2 separate regions of the Mus musculus genome follow, and region 2 is linked to region 1. A link is a loop called in an ENCODE intact Hi-C map of the cell type or tissue named here. Cell type or tissue: left cerebral cortex. All regions are shown on one strand. Each heading gives the region's core, and the rest is flanking DNA. Links, peaks and the distances in the headings are about the cores only.

What was found. Peaks named below come from ENCODE experiments on the same cell type or tissue, not always from the same donor. Only the 100,000 strongest peaks of a DNase experiment are listed, where the experiment ranks them.
Region 2: a loop joins it to region 1, with 3 times the contacts of the local background. A loop is called at or near these places in 4 of 42 quality-filtered maps.

Annotation. Positions count from the first base shown.
Region 1 is chr9:85,724,220-85,734,604 of GRCm38, forward strand. It overlaps Ibtk (inhibitor of Bruton agammaglobulinemia tyrosine kinase), which reads right to left. Exons shown (of 29, transcript NM_001081282.2): 5 at 8,412-8,522; 6 at 6,865-7,035; 7 at 4,457-4,574; 8 at 4,187-4,367; 9 at 2,391-2,514; 10 at 1-5. Among named protein-coding and RNA genes, the nearest start is that of Ibtk, 20 kb to the right of the region's middle. In left cerebral cortex, for the core only: a CTCF peak has its summit at 4,286; no DNase peak of the experiment used is centred there.
Region 2 is chr9:86,546,164-86,556,548 of GRCm38, forward strand. Dop1a (DOP1 leucine zipper like protein A) reads left to right here. Exons shown (of 39, transcript NM_177208.3): 35 at 2,007-2,143; 36 at 2,638-2,693; 37 at 3,840-4,004; 38 at 5,483-5,612; 39 at 7,853-9,643. The coding sequence ends at 8,158. Pgm3 (phosphoglucomutase 3) reads right to left here. Exons shown (of 13, transcript NM_028352.4): 12 at 10,029-10,202; 13 at 6,313-9,240. The coding sequence ends at 9,151. Among named protein-coding and RNA genes, the nearest start is that of Pgm3, 20 kb to the right of the region's middle. In left cerebral cortex, for the core only: no CTCF peak of the experiment used is centred there; a DNase peak (open chromatin) is centred at 4,805.

The DNA.
Region 1 (10,385 bases), core at 787-8,786:
AACACCTGTGAGGGAAGCAGAGCACAGCACAGCATAAAGCGCACAGCAGAGAGCAAGCACACTCGGAATCAAACAGTACTGTCAGAGTAAGTGCCTGAGCTTGTGTGTTTCCATGACTACTCCTCCACAGAGAAGAGAGATGCTACAAAAATCAAGACGATGTTGGACATACACCTTTTAGGAAAGTAGATTATGCCACATCACGAATTAAAATGTATGTCAGTGGCACTCCTCCGAAGGAGGTGCCGTTTCCTGCATAACTTGCTTGGGGCATATAGTCCTGCTGGAATAATGTAGCACACTAAAATGTTAGAGCCAATACTTTAATGTCAGATAATTACCGAAATCAATCCAACCTACTCTCAAGAATAACAAGAAGATATACTTAATTATAACCAAAACAAAATCTTTTTGTTGTTGTCGTTTTTTTGTTTTGTTTTGTTTTGTTTTTCAAGACAGGGTTTCTCTGTGTAGCCCTGGCTCTCCTGGAACTCACTCTGTAGACCAGGATGGCCTCAAACTCAAAAATCTGCCTGCCTCTGCCTCCCAAGTGTTGGGATTGAAGGCGTGCACCACCACGCCTGGCTACAAAATCTTAAGTAAAGGCCCCAGTGTAAGATTCCCAGCAGCCCTGGGAATGGGATAGGAAGTACTCCTAAGGTGCACAGAGGATGTAAGGGGAGGGTGCTGGGCTGCCCTGTGCAGCTCCATCTACAGCAACAGAGCCTTTGCCTGGGTACCTGTCATGTTCTAAACTTAAAACTGCTTGTGGCTGTTCACTTGTTTTAAGACAGGCACTTTCTATACAGTCCAGGCTGGCCTGAGAATTCATGAGTTCAGCCTCAGTGTCCCGTACTATGGGATTAAAGCAGTGTTCCATCATACCCAGTCAAAACTGATGGTTTCCAAAAGTATGACTCCTCAGAACCATTTTTTTTATTAAGTAAAGCACAAAATAGCACCTGCCAAAGTCATTCACACAGAAAGTCATGCTCTCCCTATGAAAATAATGCCTACAACTTGTACCTAGAAACACACCAGCAGGCGGAGCTTTGCAATTACAACTTGTGTCTGTTTATCTTTGAGGGGTGAGGTTGAAACAGGGTCTTCTAAGCAGCCCAAGATGCAATGTAGTCTACTATGCAGACAGCGCAGCCTCTGCCTCCAGCTAGGACTACAGGGAGCACCACTGTGTAAAGGCTGTGCGGTGTTTCATGAGAAGGGAAGAGGCACTCTAATACAGACAAATATGCCCAGAAGCGATTGTGCAGTTTTTAAAATGTGAAGCATCATATCACTACTTACACCTCACAAAATATTTTATATCATTATAAGAAAACTGTTTTCGGCCAGGCAGTGGTGGCACACGTCTTTAATCCCAGCACTTGGGAGACAGAGGCAGGCAGATTTTTGAGTTCGAGGCCACCCTGGTCTACAGAGTGAGTTCCAGGACAGCCAGGGCTACACAGAGAAACCCTGTCTCCAAAAAAGAAAACTGTTTTTCTAGCCATAGTGTGTAATTTTATCAGCATTACTAAGATATAATACACAGATATAATGTTAAACTTAAATATATTTAAGCCTTACAACACTATTTAAATTTAAGAGACATCTATAATTCATAATTTTGAGCCTGTATTAAGCATATCTTTCTGTAATGTATTGTAGGGCTGGTGAAAGGGGTCCCAGGTACAGCTGCCCGCTGCCCATTGGCAGGGCTCGCATGGAGTAAGAGAGGAGGAGCTCCTTACCCTCCTCGGCGTCCACAGAGCACCCAGCATCTGTGCGCACGTGTGCCTGCGCATGCCCGTGCTCACAGACATATGACTTAGAAATTAAACATACTGAAAACTAGCCATTTTATTAGAGAAATCCATTGATACATTTGCACAAGGAATAAAAATGACATTTAAGAGCTAAAATCTAGAAGCATGCCATTGCTTATACATGTAATATAGAACAAAAGGCATCATAGTCTCTGCACACACATACATTGTATATACACTTATAGAAAACCATAACTGGGGAGAATCCTTTGAATTATGGCCCAAATCTATAAATATTGTCTACTGTTAGAAAAATAACTAAATGACATTTTCTTCTATCTATGCCTTTCAACATTGTTTATCAATATTGAGCTCACACAGGAAATAATTCAAACTTGTTTTCACTTTATGAAGAAATGAACCTTTAGGCTACAGTACTGTACACACCAGTGGGTTAGAGACAGTACCGTGTGTCTCTGCAACCCTAGTTGTCATCTCTGCTCCACTAGATGTCATAGAAGGGTCGGAGCCCCAGCAGCAGCCATCAAAGCCAGGCATTACACTTGGCATTCCCATGGTCCATGTAAGTCACACTACTAGTCTTCAACATAAAGCTCCACTCACCCTTCCAGCTCCATCCATAGCGAGGACACATATTTTCTGACCTCCATTTTCTGTCAAATGTTCAGGATCAACCTTGTATTCCATACAACCTCCAGAGACAAGAACCTTTTTCAAGTTCAGTTGTCTGAGTGAAAAGGAAAAATGATAAATTAACATCCTCTAAAGCACACAAGCTTAATTTTATAGAAATGACCATTCAGACAGTGACTGCACGCGGCCCCTCCCAGGCTGCTCTTTCTTTCCTATGGCCTCAACTCACACATGAGTACCCAGACCCTACCTGCTAAGTACACATTCACTTAGAGTCTCATTCTCTGGACAGCTATCAGCTCCTAAGTATAACTGCATCCTAACAGAAAAAATAAATAAAATAAAATAAAAATGCTTAAAGCTGGCCAGACCTAAGCAGGCACACATGCCTTGAAAGCCGTGGTGGCTGCTAAAATCACTCGACCGTTGTCCACACACTTGCTACTCTCCAACTGTTTTCCCTCTCAGAAAGTTTATTTGCTTTGAAAAAACAAATTTTCAGTTGTTTTTGTAGTACTTTCATCTGTATCAAAACAATTTCTACTGAAAATTTGGAAGGCAGGTATATTTATACAATTTAAAGTGTTCAAAGGGAACTTTAAAATGTTTTATAAATGCTAATTAAAACTACAACTTACATTCCACAAGTCAGCTCACACCTATTTAATTGGATCTAAGAAACATGTGTGGTCACATTTTTATGATTTTGAAACTAAAATGCAACCTGCAACCAATGTCACTAGGGAAGATAGGATGTGGTATGCTGCTGTTGGTTGTGTTCAGATCTAAGCAAGCTTTCATAGTTAACAATGTGATGACATCACCATCGCCTTCACACACCAGCAAGAACATGTCTGCTGCATCCACATTTAAATCCCTAATTGCCTTGTAAATTAGCCACTGTTTCCAAGAGCTAAGTTATCCTTTCAAGGATATTTCCATGCTTGTACTATCTACTCTAATGAATATAATAGAAAGAAACATTGCTCAACACTCTGAAATATCAGCCTGAAAAGAAAAAGATTTACTACAAAAGATAATTACTTTAGAAGGACCTAAAACAATACAATGCTGTCAAATCAGATACAAATTAATCAACTACTAGGGACTGAATGTATCAGAAACACAAGATTACCTCCCCATTATCTTTAAACACCTATACGTTACATCATTCTAAATAAAATCGGAAGTGAAATCCTGAGTTTGTGTGTAAGTACAAGTCAGAGAGCTACAGTTGGCATGTGGACCCATGCCTAAATTTGATTCTGTATTCTTTGATATGCCAAGTAACAGCTAGTCTCCTGCACGTTACTACGGCATGCTAAACACAACGCACTACACGGGACAAGGACAAGTAGCAGCAGTGAGATGTAAAGAGTAAGCCTGGTAGAGTGTTTATGATGCTGATCTTTTTTTAATAACTAGGATATAAGATATCAAAACCTATATTTGAAATAGTGATCATGTTATAAACCAAGAATGAGGGTTAGCCTAATTATGTGACCCACATACATTAAAAAGGAAACTAAACTTTGTGGGACATATTATGTTAAATATGACTCAAAAATATTATTTTACAATTTGCAAACAAAACTTTTATATGTCCATTGGATCCTTGTCCAAAACCAAAAATTAAAGAAAACCATTCTTAGTTTTCCCTTCGATTCTGTCTTCTCACGGAGCCCAGCACACAGCTATCAGTTGATAAGCAGCTAGAGAGATGAATTCTTATTTTTTATAGTGACAGGTTCCAGAAATGCACATACTTAGTTGCCATCTTCTTGCACTGATAGTCTGCAAGTAAGTAAATGTCTCCCCTTGTGGTGACACAGACTGTGGCACCATCACTTGCAGCTACCAAAGACACAGCGATATCCTTGTGATGAAGGGCAGAGACTTGGCGAGGGGTTGTGACACACTTTTCACCATTGGGATCCAGTAAGTGACCTAAAAATTTACACAAGTAAGCAAACCGTCACATACCTATTCTAAGATCATACTGTAGCATTTGAATATTGCCATGAAATATTTCTTACCCAACTGTCCACCATTCAGTCCCAGTGTGTAAACGGCTTCTCGAGTCCACAGCACCGTATGAAACCTGCCCGCTGCTACTCCAATGATAGTCCTTCCTTTCAGATATTTTGCCTGTATCTATTTAAAATGACAAGTAAGACTGTAGTTGACTACATATTTAAAATCTAGTGCAGGTTTCTCTAAGATACAAGTACACCCTCCTCACTGCTACTGCCTTAGCAACTGCTAACGTCTCATGTCATCACTCATGACAAGTCACAAATCTCAGAACACAGTGATGCAGCCACTTCCGGACATCAGCAGTGCAAGTTGTTAATGATGGAGTTTTCTTTTAATAGATGATAAACACACTAGATGTCTTCTTATAAACAGAGAAAAAAACAAATCAGACTTTCCTGGTACGTAATAAGTAATAAACTAAGTTTTTTTTCAATTACCACCAAATTTTAGTAACATAAAAACTAACATTCTAAACCAAAGTAACATTATATAAAACCCAGATCATCAAAATTTTAGCAATAATAAGCAATATATAAAACAACCATTCTTTAAAAACTGGTGATTTTTAAATCTGAAATATCCAGGGTCTCACAATGGTAAGAAGCTTGACAGTCTGGCCCAGATGACTTTCCTCCATGAGGGAATGTCTTATGCATATCTGGACTCTACCCAACAGAGCTGTCACTGGCCTCTCCATCCCACTCCTGCTTAAACTGTCTTCAAACGGTCATGCGACCCCTGCCTAGGAAATCAAAGCTGGTTATCAACTCAGGCTCTTACGGTGGCCATAACTCCACAAAGTTAAATACCCACACGTTGACAGTAAGTTAGAGAACACAGATCTTTTTGAAAATATCCAACTAGACACTCCCCACAAATCTCCTGCAGTAATACTACTGATCCATTAGCAATCCAGAAGAGAAAAGAGGAAGACTTCCATACTTAACTAAGAATGTCAATTCAATAGTAATTCTAGAAACAGGATTGAACTAAAAAGGAATTTCGCATGTAAGACTTCAAGTGTGGTGTCCTGAAACTATCTGCCATAGGTGACAAATCTAACACTTTCATTTGGGGGACTCGGCGTTCATCTGAGTAGTCCAAGGACAAGGCTGCTATATCTGGGGAATGGGCACCTTCTGATGGTGGTCATGGGCTGGAGTGGTGGCCTGAACCACACACCCTCGGGTAAGCAGGTGAGACACCTGAGTAGACACACAGGTAAATAAGCAAAGGCTTTTCTTCTTTTTCTTGTATTTATTTATTTATTTGTAGTACCTTGCTTGTTCAGGTATAATTATATTGATAGATTTCAAAAAAATAACCATTTAAGTTTCAAACTATAAAAATCCAGGGCTGAGGGTAAACTTAGGTAGTAAAAATCTTGTCTAGCTTGTAAGAATCTTGATTTCAATCCCTAGAACCAAAAAGAAAAAGAAAAAGAAAAACGAAAACTCAAACCAGGTTTCATTTCTGCTTCTAAACACTGAAGTTAAACCCACGGCTGGTGAGATGGCTCCTGGGCTAAGATGGAGGCCCTGAGTTCAGTTTACAGCATTGGGTCAGACAGTGCACAACCACCTGTCACTCTAGCTCTAGCCAACACTTCTGACATCCAAAAGTACCTGCCCTCAGTGCACATACACAGAGACACGCACACACAAGTAATTTTTTTAAATCTTTAAAAGTTAGCTCTGTGGTAATCTCTGTGGTAACTAATCCCCAAAATGTACAATCTCGGATATGCTTTCATTTTTAACTCTGAGTGAATGTGAATGTGTACTGTAATTTTCTTATAGAAAAAGAAAAAGAGTAGGAAGCATAGGAGGCCCTGAGTGAGCGAGATCCTCAGCTCGGTGGACTCCAGAGCCATGCAGAGGAGACTAACTCCTCGGCCCCACAGGAGCAGCAGAGCCTTACCTGAGTGAGCCTCTACAGGAAAGGCAAAGCTGTCCTCAGGAGCTGAGTATGGGTGTTCATGAACAGCTGAACCAGTGTGTGCCCACATCAGCAATTGCAGCTGCCTCCTCCTCCTGGATGTTTACAGCCTGAGACTGTAGCCTACAAAGACTTCCCACCAAGACCAGCTAACTCCTCCCCTTTGTTGCCCCTAACAAACAAGCTGAGGCTCTGGGATGCTGATGATAATAGGTGCCCTCGTCAGGGTAAGCACATCACCGCTTGATTCAAGCTTTCCTGTACATATGCCTGTCTCTCCTTTCTTCATTCTCTCACTGCTGCAAGCCAGGGTTCTAGGACCCAAGATGCATGGCTAGTATCAAAAAAGCATGTATCATTGAAGATGAAGTTAACTAAGTAAATAATTACTTGGTAAATTATGTATTTTACATATTTGTCCATGTTTTATAGGAAATCAACACCTAATTGGTTAAAAACAAAAGCTTACCTGTCTGGGTACATTACAACTAGCAGGTGGAGGAATAATTCCTAATTGGTGAAACATGTTGAGACCAAATGTATAGACACATCCATCATCAGTTAACACAACAGTGTGATCCTTAGCAGCTGCCACTTGCGAACAATTGTGACCAGACAGTCCTTCCACAAGCCTGGGAACCTAGGAAACAAAGTTAACTTTATTACAATACAATAGTCTGCAGTGACCATTTATATAAAAATGCACGCAGAACCAAAATGGTATGACTGTACCGTCAAGAGTTTAAGTCTCCATCTCATCTAAGAGCAGGTGAACTCTCACGAACACAATGACCTTACGTTATGTTCGTGGCTTATGAGCAAAATAAATAAAAGACAGTAAGGAACTTCGATAAAATAATTCAAGTGAATTTTAAAAGTTTTAAAATTTTTATTCTCTCTCTCTCTCTCTCTCTCTCTCTCTCTCTCTGTGTGTGTGTGTGTGTGTGTGTGAATCACATGGGACATGTGTGCAGGTCAGAGGAAATTTGTGTATCTCCTTCTGTGAATCTGAATGATCAATCTGATAATGTCAGGCCTAGCAATACCTGCTTAGCCATCCTGTTAAGTCTCAAGTGTATCCCAAATGCAAATTTAGAGGGCATGAATAAGAAAAAAAGGAGCCCTTCACTATTTGGTATTTCAGGGAGGAAAGGAATGAATATAGCCTCCCTTGAAGGAATAAGCAAGCAACATTATCCTGTTTCTCTACACTCAAAGCTCCCCTCAGCTACCCACGAGCTATTTGATTTCAATCAAATTTTAACTTTTTTCCCCTCGTTTTCCTTATTGAGACGCTAAGCAGTCAGTAAATGACTCCTTTCTTACTGTTACTGCAATGCACAAAATGCAGAGAGATACTTGCAGCTCACAGGAGCACTGTGAGACTTACTAAAAGTAACAGCAGTGTACAAAACTCTCAAGCAGTGCACGTTGTTAATGATGGAGCTTTCTTTTAATAGATGATAAACACACTAGAGGTCTTCTTATAAACAGAGAAGAAAAACAAATCAGACTTTCCTGGTATGTAATAAATTAAGGTTTTTTTTCAATTACCACTAAGTTTTAGTAACATAAAAACTAACATTCAAATTATATATCGAATATTGCTCACTTTTTTAGATCATGTATATTTTAACAAAATAGTTTAAGGAAATAAAAGACTAGCTCTCCAGAGAAAGGATCTTATAACTTAAGACAAACCTTTAATTTCAACCCTATAATTTATAATATATGCATGTACATAAATATGTGTATATATACACATAAACATACATATGTGCACATATTATAAATACATATATTTCCTTACTCAGTATTTTCTGTAGGTCAAATATTTTCAAGATACTTTCACTTTATATCTAAGTCTTTAATATGTATGCTATATACTAAGAAACAGATTTCTTAATGCTATTGCTAATTTTGTAGATTATTTTGGTCTTACAGTTGATTAAAAGTCAAGTGATGTTTCTAATTCATCATGGCTTTACTAACATCTATATGCAATGACTCAATTACCAAGCATGTCTGTTCATCTCCATGGCCTAACCGTCCTCCGCGACCATGGCCACAGGTGTAAACCTGCCCTTTCTGGGACAGAAACACCGAATGAAATTTGCAAAGCACCACCTACGGAAAAACAGAATCATGTCATTAAAACAATCTGGAAAACAGTCCTTTTATTTTATTCCTTAAAGTGGAATATCATTCATTTTATAATTTAGGTAGTGGGTTTAGGGGTACTCACTATACTATTCTCTGTACAAGTGTTCTAAAATAAAAATAAAAAATAGAAATGCCTCACTTTATATAATGTCTATCTATCAACATCCACATGGGAAGTAAACAAAAAAATCAGCTGACTAGGAGATTAAACACTAAGCGTGAGCTTGCAGGCCTCAATGACAAAACATAGTTGCCCTTTGTTTTCCAATGTAATGATCTATCAAACAGCAAGAACTGACCAGAGTACAAAATGGAGAACTAAGATTATCATATAGACTCTATGCTATTAATAAAACAGTAGAAACATGGAAAGAGTATTTTCAGGCAGTAGTCATTTGGCTAATGCACAGTTGGGGGAGTAGTGTGTTCTTTTTGGTCTCTGTTTTTATCAACTATAGCTTCCCTATCACTAGACAGCCTTGAAGAATCCCCTGTGTTTTCAGTCTTTCCCTTTCCCACTTCCTTTCTCGGGTCCCAAGGCTCCAGCAGCCGCTGCCACACACACAGAGCACTCATATCCTCCAGAAGCAAGCATACGAACCAGGCAGGCACCATGCCTATACAAGCTCCTATTCCTGGCCTTTGAACCTTTGAAAACTGAACATTCTCTACAATTTCTCTCTCTCTCTCTCTCTCTCTCTCTCTCTCTCTCTCAAGCAAATGAAATTAAGGAGTAGAAAACCCCTCACATTCTAAGCTACTGAGTCTGGATCCTCCCAAGGATGAATAACTATTTAGTTTAAAACAAAGTTATGCCGGGCGGTGGTGGCGCACGCCTTTAATCCCAGTACTTGAGAGGCAGAGACAGGTGGATTTCTGAGTTCAAGGCCAGCCTGGTTTACAGAGTGAGATCCAGGACAGCCAGGGCTATACAGAGAAACCCTGTCTCGAAAACAAACAAACAAACAAACAACAATAACAACAAAAACTCCAAAGTAATAACAAGTAGCAACAAGAACCAGAAGTGATAACTACAAGGGAAAGATCAGTGCTAAGGAATCAAGTTAGATACCGTCCTCACTATCCACGAAAGAGCTAGAAAGAGGCTTGGCAGGGAGAATTATGCTAGAATCTGGCATGTCCTCCAAAGGCCCCTGTGTAAAAAGGCTTGGTTCTCAGGCTGGTGTCACTGGCAGGTGGTAGAAACTTAACAAGGGGGTGGGGGCTAGTAAGAAGTGAAAGATCATTACAGGAATGCCCTCCCCTCAAAGGGGACTATGGGAGACCAGTCTTTCCTTCCCACTGTCTGCTGACTGCTGTCAGGTGAGCAGTGTCCTTCCTCTACCACAGTCTCCAACAGGCTATGCTAGCTCACCAGAGCCAAAACACACAGCCAACTAAACATGGACTCTACAACTTTGATCCAAAATAAATCTTTCCTCCTTTCAATAAATCCCAGGCTTTTAGTTTTTTATGTGTAGCCCTGGCTGTCCTGGAACTCACTCTGTAGACCAGGTTGTCCTGGAACTCGGAAATCCGCCTGCCTCTGCCTCCCAAGTGCTGGGATTAAAGGCGTGCACCACCACTTCCCGGTGCTTTTTTGTTTTTTTTGTTTTGTTTGTTTTGTTTTTGTTTTTTAACAGAAAGATTAACACAGCTCATAAGACAAAGATGAACTTAAATGATGTGATCTGTAAATATTTTAGCATTAAAAATGAGGACAGAGTGAGTAGCAAAACTAAGACTTCGGACTTGTTATGTAAAGGAAGCTGAAGAGAGGAGTAACATTAACGACAGTGAGCACACACACAGAGCAAGCAGGCGCAT
Region 2 (10,385 bases), core at 831-8,830, 820 kb after region 1:
TATTCCAAGCCAGGTCACAGTCAGTCTTTTCTGATTTCTTCTGAGTTTGCAAATAGAGTAAGCTCTATATTATGAATACATTCTATGGGTCTTTGAAAATGAGAAAGGATAGCACCTCTAGGCAGTTGATTTTCTTTATCAATTTACTTAAAATAGTTAAAAACAAAATAGAGAGTACTAATTTACTCCAGGAAATAAGAGAGATTCTTTCCTATACCATACAAAAATAAACCCCAGGTAGCTTCTAAGTAAAGGAACAAAAAGAAAAAGGAAAGGCCAAAGAAACTGGAATCTAATGTTAAAAAGTTGCAACAGCAATACTTGCTGAAAGAAAAAGAAAAAAAGGCAGCCACAGCACACACTGCTTTTTCATTAAAACACACACACACACACACACACACACACACACACACACACACGTTAAGGACAGATCTTGCCTTTGTCACTGACCCTATGTTATTATTTTCTGGAAGCCCATTCTGTTATTTCTAGAGAATGGTCTACAGTAGCTGTACTTTGGTTTTCAAATGAGTGAGTTTATTAAATATGCAGCAAGGACAGGTAGAACAAATTGCAAGCAGTAGATAAACACAGCAGATGGGCAGCAAAATATCCTCTGACCCTTGCAGCATCTAGCAGAGACCACTGAAGAACCCAGCTAGGTAAACTAACAACAATAGTAACATCAAATCACGCAACTGCAACAGCATCCATCAGGAATGACTAGGGAAACCATGCAACAGCTCCCACTGAAAAGTGGTCAGAGGGAGAACTGACTCTTCATGGCTGAGCTTCCAGTCTCTCATTCCAACAGGGACATTTTATACATTGGTATAAACAACAGTAACTCCTGTTGCACATCGTCTACTTTCTAGCTGTGCCCAAGGACATGGTGTGGTTTAACACCCTTTCCTGTCTGCTATCTCTTTTGTCTGTGTCATAGAGTTGGGTACTCAGCCTGTCCCAGAACAGGGAATTTTGAAGGAAACATGAAATAAACATAGTGGAGTCTCAGAACTTGTTCTCGGAATCCACTTTCAACAAATGCAAACAGAACATGATGGTACAATTTATGTCATGGAGTCACAGACACACAGCTCTAAGCATTCCTTACTCCATTCAAGTTGACAGTGAAACCAGCTGTCACCAGGCCATCTCTTGTCTACACACAACTACATCTGACATGCTTAGATTTCCAAGTAAAGTCATGACTGCTCTTTAAATCACTCTTCCACAAACAATTGAAAACATAGATTATTTCCATAGGATAGGTGGGAAAATCCCTTGAGGAATACTTGATCTTTTGATATCCTAGAACTTAAAATGACAATAACAGAGTTTTTATAGCTAAGTACCAATTCAATCAAAGTTTTAATACAATGTAAGAAACATAAAACTAGGAGGGAAAAAAATCTTGTTTTGTGTTTGTTTTGAAAACTTTCATGACTGTGTCCAAAGGATACATCACTCTGAGCCACCAAATACCTTCACCCATCACCAAACTCAGGGATTGCTGTGCAGCCTCTAACCTCAAGAACCCAAGGGCTCACATGAAAGTGATTCTGTTGACTCTGTTTACCTAATTTCAGGTATAGAACAGAGTCTTCTGTGAGTCGGGCTGCTTGCTTGCTTGCTTGCTTGGGTTGGGTTTGAGACCAGGTGTCATTATATAGTACAGGCTGGCTTCCAGCACTTGATCTTGCTTTACCAGCCTCCCAAGTCCTGGGATCCCATGCCTGGCTCCTTCATGTCTACATTTAATCTTTATTCAAAATATAATTCATGGACCAGTACCACTTTCCTATTCTGTCTATAGTTGCCATATCATAGAATCTACTGAATCTAATAAGAAAATTCTTGATTTTCTATTAGATTCGTACACTCCTTAACTTCTAATGAAAGAAGCAGCCTGCAAAAGATTGGAGGTTTTTCTGTCTGGACTAGACATTAAGTTTTATAATAATTGGAATTACTTAGGCATTGAAAATACGCTGTGTTTCTTTCAGAGAGATTGGTTGAGAGTCTCCGTTTGCCCCAGGTGCCGACCCTTCACTCTCAAGTGTTCCTGTTTTTCAGAGTGTTACTTTTAAGAATGTCTCCACAACACCTCACCTCACTCTGGCCTACCATGATCACAGAACTTGTGAGTTAGTTTTATGAGGTTATAAATATAAACTGAAAAACAGTGTGACTAATTACCAAACGTTTTTTAGGTGAAAACTAAACTCAATATTATCATGGCAGTGTCTAAATTGAAAATAATAAAAACAAGTCAGATTCCATGCGCCTAAGTATCTCATGCCTCGAGTTGTGTAGGTAACCAACTGCCTGTGAGCCTTACATGGCTCATCCAGTTTAATGCTTGCTCTCTTTGGCACATTTTTTGGCTTTGTCGAAGCCAACGAGACTAATGGCCCCTGCAATCATAGCCCTGCTGAGAGACAGTTGATCTGTAGCACTAGTCTGATGCAAGGCATATACTCCACTTCAAGTACAGCATACTTCCCAGTTAAGCTCACATCGGAGATTGGGCAGACTTCCTAAAGTAAACCCTCCCAAGCCCCACTTCCACCAAAGATATGGTGAGAAACAATGACACAGCCAATTGAACGGGACCATTTCCTTCCCTGTCTCCAGGTGCAGGTGTTCTTACTGATGGAGCAGGAGCTCACTGCTGATGAAGATATTTCACGGTAATGTGTGCTCAAGTTGCCTGAAGTTACTCAGGAGAGTTCAGGCACCCCACTATCCACACACTTCCATTATTTGGGGCTAGAGAGATGGCTCAGTGGTGAAGAGTGCTGACAACTCTCTCAGAGGAGCTGGTTCAATTCCCATCACCCACATGGGATTGTCTGTACCTACAGTTCCAAGGGAATTGACACATGGTGCACAGATAGAAATGCCGGCACAACTCCCATACACATAAAATAAAATAAAATCTTTACAAAATGAATATTTCCATTATTTAAGTTTGAATATAATTGTCTTTAGTCAGGAAACATAATAGATTATCACTATTTATGGCTGTCAGCCTCTACACAAAGAATCCACTTAATATAATTTAGTGTTATTTCAACTACATTAGTCATGTTAGTTTTGGAAGTTTAGATCTAGTCTCTAAAACTTGGGATACATAATAAAATCAGTATGGCAGGTAACCTGTGACCAAGGTATCTATAGATCTTCCAGAATGTTCCCAGTTGAGTGTACAGTAGCTAGCTCAGTGTGTAATACTTGCCATGTGTGAGGACCTGAGTTCTATCCCTGAACACATGTAAATGTGTAGGTGTGCTTGCTGGAGAGATGACTGAGCAGTTAAGAACTCATGTGCTCTTGCTGAAGACCAGGGTTCAGTTCCCAGCACGCACATGCCAGTCACAGCTATCTGTCACTCCAGTTCCAGGGGATCCAGTAACCTCTTTTGACTCCTACAAACACCAGAGATGTATATGGTGTGTGTGTGTGTGTGTGTGTGTGTGTGTGTGTGTGTGTGTGTGTGTGTGTAGAGCCAAAAATTCTTACCCAGAGAATGAAAACAGAAAAAGGTGGCAGTGGTTCGTGCATTTGCAGTCATGTCTGAAGAACTGGACGAAGCTGGTTACTGGGACTTACTGCCCAGCCAACCTAGCCTACTTGGTAAGCTCCAAGCTAATGAGAAACTCTGCCTCATAAACAGGATATATATAGTGCCTGAAGAGTAACGTTTCAAAATACAGTGTAGTTGTGATCACTGATTCCTGCTCATCAGTGTGGCTTTGGAACAGACAAGTTAATCTTTAGCATTTCCAGGACTCCTGTGAGCCAAAGGTTCTGATGACAGCACTGTCTGGTTACAGGACGTCAGGGCCGTCTGCTGCTGGTCTGGAGACAACCTATACTGGAGGTAATGGCTTCTCCACATCATATAACAGCCAGAGGTGGTTAAACCTCTATCTCTCTGCTTGCAAGTTTTTGGATTTGGCTCTGGCATTGCCCTCTGAAAATCTTCCTCAGTTTCAGATGTAAGTAAAAGCAAGGCTATTAAATGGGTATTTTTCAAAATACATTTGGTCACTGATGTACAACCTAAAGTTTTTTGTGTAGGTTGAAGTATTCATAAGTTTCCACTAAAACCTTTCTGCATTGGAAAGAGTGGAGCAGCAGTTATTAGCACTAATGGTTGCTGTGGATATGTTCCCACCTAGAAGTGGGGCAGTGGGGTGCAGCCTCAGAAGCTATAAGGTCAGTGGAGGGGACAGAGCCAAACACATGAAGGAAGTTATGAGGAAAGCATAAGATTGCTGCCGACTTTGAGGTTCAGAACAAGTCCAGGAAGGAGTTGTAAGCAGAGATGGTACAGAGCTAGATGCTCACTCTGAAGACAGGCAGGACTGGGGCTGATCTGTCTGAGGTGTTAAAAGATCTGTCCTGCTGGCGTTCGTGTGAAAGGAGGGGCTACAAAGGGACTCTACTATGTAAAGCATCGTAAAAAAAAGAGCATAGATGTAACCTAAGATAATGTGAATCCACTGAAGCATTTAACAGATTAAGTGATATTATTAGGCTTGCATTTTAGAAAGTTTATCTTCGCTGTGTAGTGTGGAAGAAAGCATAATAAATAAAAAGCTCCAAGATAGTTCAAACAGCATTTGTGCCTGCTTTTATTTTTTGGTGGAGTTGTCTTAGTGCTGGGGATGGAGTCCAGGATCTTCAGCATGCCAGGCAAGCACCCACAACCCTTGTGACTTTGGTAGCAGTTTGTTTCTGAAAATCAGAGGGTTGAGTCCAAAAATATGTGCTTTTCTATGCATAGACTCTCTGGAAGGATACATACAGTACAAGAGCCTAGCAGCCCTGACGGTTCCTGTAAAGGAAAGTCTTCCTTCTAGTATATTTTTACATGCCGGAATAATCAACTTTGTTGTAGTGCAGACAGCAGTTTCCTTCTGAGTAGCCTGACTACCAGTCAGCAAGAGACTGAGGCAGGCGGACTGCAAGCTTGAGGTAGTCACTGCAGCAACACAATATATTCTGTCTATTAGGGAAAGAGGAAACTTTTTTAAAACTGGTTTTGCTAATGAGTAAAATGGTGGTGAGTGCATTACAAGTTGTCCTATTATCATATAACGCTGGGACAGTCGGTTTTGTTTTGGGGTTTTTGTTGTTGTTGTTTTTGTTTGTTTGGTTGGTTGGTTTTTTTTCAGCCAACGTTTCTCTGTGTAGCCCTGGCTGTCCTGGAACTCTATTTGTAGAGCAGGCTGGCCTTGAACTCATAGAGATCCCCTGCTTCTGCCCCCTCCCCGAGGGCTGGGATTAAAGGCATATGCTACCACCACTCAGCTTCAAATAATGAATTCTGCTTTTACTGAGTAAAGCCTGGCTCAGCTGGCTCTTAAGTTTGCATGTAGTGGGGCCATGGTCTTTGTACTAAATGATGTAGCTTATCTTTGATGACACAGTGTGTGTTGTGTTACTAATATAAGCCTTCTCCCACTGGTAGGTACCGATGGGCCTTTATTCCTGAAGCTTCAGATGACTCGGGCTTAGAAGTCAGAAGGCAGGGCATACATCAGCGAGAATTTAAGCCATATGTGGTTCGACTAGCAAAACTTCTTCGGAAGAGGGCAAAGGTACCAAAGTTTAGGAGGGTTCTTATTATGTTATTGTTGTTTTCTGTTTTATTGTGTATTCTGTAAATGTGCTAGTAGTAAATGCTACATTCATGAGTCAGTCACTAAATGTTTACTAAGTAATTGCCACATTAAATGTTACATTTGTAAATCATTTACTAAATGTTTCTTGTAAAGCTCAGAACATTATCAAGTTTATTTGGAAAATAAGTTCTTGGTTTTGAAGATTTATTTTTAAGAAATCTGTTTGTCATACTCAAATTTTAAAAAAGATAAAGAAAATCTTTATTAATATTATTTTTAAATTTTTTACTTTCAAAATGAGTGAAACCACTGGAACCAGTGCTTGTAAGTACTCTTGAGAGTTTAGTGTGCTCAGAGTCAGGTTGATGCCATGATGAACACAGATGTGAACTGACGAGAGCTGTGCTCAGGGGTGACTGCAGAACAAGCCTGTCAGATTAGCCTCAAAAAGGAAATCAGAAGCTAGGCGTGGTGGTGCACGCCTTTAATCCCAGCACTTGGGAGGCAGAGGCAGGCAGATTTCTGGGTTCGAGGCCAGCCTGTCTACAAAGTGAGTTCCAGGACAGCCAGGGCTACCCAGAGAAACCCTGTCTCGAAAAACAAAAACAAAAAAAAAAACCCAAAAACAAAAACAAAAAACAAAGGAAATCAGAAAATGAAAAGATCAACACATAATAAAGTTTCAATAAACTTGACAGAAATACTTTATCAAAATTGAATTAGCTAGATAGACTTCTTTAATAATATTTCCTAATATTTTCTATAAAACTCTTGTTATGCCATGTTTCAGTTTTGCATATCCACCCTACTGCTGCTCCCTGTAGTTTTAGAAACACTGCTGAGAATAAAGCCATCTACTAAATGTGACTACTAATCAGAAAGTTAGTGGAAGAACTCAAAAATACAAATGTCTAAAACATTTTTTAAAAAACCATCTATATAAAGGAAATCAAGAGAAAATGAGAATTACCAAAATCTGTCTCATGAATAAAGTGTAGAAGTTAAATTCTGTAGTTTATACATGCCTTGAATCCTTTATAATTAAGTAAGGATCAGGCTAACCTTCGGGCCAATCTTGGCCCTGAAGCAGAGGGGTAAATGAAAATGGCATTTCACCATTGGGCCTGTGTTAATACCTGTCTAAGTGCAGAATCTTAACAGTACATAGAGTTAGGGCTCATGTGAGACCAGGTCTGTGTGAACTCACACGATTTGTTTCAGCAGTAATGAAGCTGTACTCGATTCTCTACAGAGCAAAAGGGAAGAAAGCAATTAGGAGCTTTACTTAAAGGACATGAGGAACTTGCTTCTTTAGGAGCCAAATAAAAGGACAAAGTTATGGACCAAAAGTCCATCCAGGACTTAAGGACAAAAGCATTCCTTTTTTGTCACAGGATTTGAGGAGGAAATGCAGATACAGTGACCATTCATACGACTGTAGGCCTGTGCCCTCTGCTGTCCTCCACAATGACCACAGATACGGCAGCCATCTGCACCAGAAAGGATCTCCCATCCCCATCCCTTTAAACAAGGCCTTCATGGCCAAACACACTTGTTACTCGAACAGGGGCTATGAGTTCTCCTCTTTCCTTCCACAGGACGAGGAGGACTTTAAGATTTTGGAGGGATTGGAGATGGCCAAGCATCAGGTGAGGGTGGCTATTGATGCATATGATATGGCAGCAAAAGCAATGACAGGTAAACAGGAAGGAAGGCACACACCTGTAGACTTGTGAAGTCAGAGGAGGAAATGGTCATATGGAGATATTTGGTTATTTAGTATGGAGGGCAGGTACATAAGAACAAAAGACCACTGAAACTGTGCTTTTCTTGGTTAAGAGCTCAGGGCTGTGAGGGAAGGGTCACACTTTTAAAGGAAAAATCTCCATAGGAATATAAAAAGTAATTTTACCATGATTGTCTTGTATTTCAAAATTAGCTATAAAGGCTGTAAGCATCATTTACTTTCTTTCAGGATAAATTGATTTGATTTGGTTTGATTTTTAGGAGACTAGAGGCAATATGGTAAACTGTGTGACAGCATTTGTTAATAATGAAAGTCCATGGTTAACTTTTCATTTAGATTGGCGGCTAAAAGGCTTCAGAACCAGTGGACTTCGTCAAGTCTGCAGTGAAGACTTGATGCTGGCATTTGTCTCCACTTCTCACATAACATACGTTACCTATTAGTAACAACTCCTTTTTGTGTTTTGCAGAAAAACCCAGAGGAAGACTGCTCGGGGAGGACACTGGGCTGGGAGCCAGGGCACTTGCTGCTGACGCTCTGCACCATGCGCAACATGGAGCAGCTTCTGCCTTTCTTCAATGTCCTCAGCCAAGTCTTCAACAGCAAAGTCACAAGCCGCTGTGGCGGACACTCAGGGAGCCCCGTCCTCTACCCAAACTCCTTCCCAAACAAGGACATGAAACTGGAGAATCACAAAGCCTTTTCCAGCAAAGCCAGGCAAAAAATTGAAGAGATGATAGAAAAGGACTTTCTAGAAGGAGTCATAAAGACTTGACCACCACCAGTGGTTCTCCAGAGCCTAAATGGAATACTTAAAACACACTGCTGAGTTGTATAGTTTCTTTTTCTTTTATATATATATATATGTGTATATGTAACAAAGCATTATTCAGGTTGTATTTAATTTAAATATTTGTAAATAAGAGCTTATGTCTGAATGTGGCCTGAATCAAGTTTAAATATATAGGTGGCTCATACTGATGATGGTGCCTACAAGGTCTATATTTGCATATATAGTCCATTGTTTCACTGTCTTGGGTTGTCTTAAACCTGCAAAATACACACCACGTTTTCTTTTTTCCTGCTTGGTCTCAAGCCTCATTTAATTGTTAATTGTTGTTTTTCTTCTTTCTGTGGTTAATAATGTCCTAGTATCAGAATGGTCACTTGGTTGTCAGAGGCTTCAGGTATCAGATGGAGCTGTGTCCCTTCGCTGAGCACTAAAGAGTAGCTGAAGCCTGGACCACACACTCTAGTGGGCACAGCACAGAGCTCTGCCAGTACAATGAAAGATGGGCCACCTGCCAGTTCTGATGCTGCTAAGCAAACCAGTCAGTCATTTCTTCCTCACATTGAGATCCGCATGGGAAATTGGTTCATACGAAATCTCCCCATTTGAACCAGGTAGGTCAGTGCTACAAAACATCTTGGTTAGGTAAGCAATCGAAAGGGGCTGCAAAGAAGTTAGTAAAGTTTAATTTCCCAGTACCCTTCATGAATTCACTTCATACCCTGTAAAATTAATGACACTTGAACTATTAAAACTTAATACAGATTAAAATCAGAGGTAAGCTTCATTCCCAAGTCTAAGATTTTGAGCTTCTAAACATTTTTTTCCTGGTAGCATTTAAAAACCTATCTAGAAATAATCCATTAACATGCATGACATGTTGATGTCATGATTACAAATGCCCTAGTACTGCCAATATTATAAAGTGTTATAGAAACATTTTAGAAGTCCACTTCTCCAGAATATAAAATTTATCTTCAGAAAGTTGGTTGTGGTCTTTCTCCAATGCCTCCAGCCAGCTGGAACACCAGCAAACTCACTTCATAGGCAAGCCTGTCTGCGCTTTCCTGCAAATCACAGTAAAATTAAGTGAGACACAGTGCCTGCAGCCATTCCTGGCTGTCCTAGGGGATGCTTCCTGACTTTGTTTCACAGAAGTATTCAAATAACTTCTTTTTCATCTTTCAGTAATAAGGTTCAAAGCCCATATTTAAAATGGGCTGGATTCTTCTAAATAAGATTTTCAGTTCTTGAGTTTATAAGTTATTCCAAAATTAAGTAACTTAAAAACCAAACCTCCCTAAGTAATTCTTAGAATTTACATCACATAGTCATTGCCATGTAAAAAGTAACTGTTTATCTCCTGAGTCCGCATTCAACCACAGTATACATAAAGAACAAATGATGAAAATGCAGAAACAGAGTAATAAGAATCTAGAGAAAGATTTGAACAGTAATTACAAAGTCCAGAAAAAAAAAAAGCAAGCATTCAGTTAATTTGGACATACTAAAACTGGCTGCTTCTACAAACTACAGTTCTAAAGAGGAAAAAGAATAATCTATAATACATTAAAATTAGCACATGTCAGACTAAACTAAGGATTTATTAGTTATTCCTGTACAGCCAGAACACACCCTCAAGAATCTACAATAGAGAACACTGTTTGGGAACAAATTAAAGGGGTATAAACTGGACCTCCCACTGAACTCAGTAACTTTTCAATCTTCGTATACTAAAGGGCTGTATTCACAGATCCCAGAGGGGAAAGCCACAGTGAGATCCAAACACAAATAGTGTTTTCTCCTCGCCTGTCTTCCTCCTTGATTCAAACTCAATAGATTGATGCCAGCTTACTTGTGAGTTGGCTTCTGCATATACTCGGACAATGTCTTCAGTACCAGAGGGCCGTACAAAAGCTCGGGCAAGTGTGTATTTCTTCACCAGGTCATTGATTGCCTCTTGGAGTCCTGGTGGAGTGACTGCTTGTCTCTCAGCATCCGTGGTGCTAATAACTCTCCTGTCCGCGACCTGAGCAAAAATATGCTGTATGTGTTACTCTGTTATACTCACTTTCAAAAGCTTAACCTGTTCTAAATAGTCTTGCCAGAGAGTAACAGACTGGCGTTTCAGGTTGCCACACTACAGTGTGCAGCAGGGAAACACCAGAGCAGGTGAGAAGAAACTGCAATAATAAAATTTCCTGTTTTATTT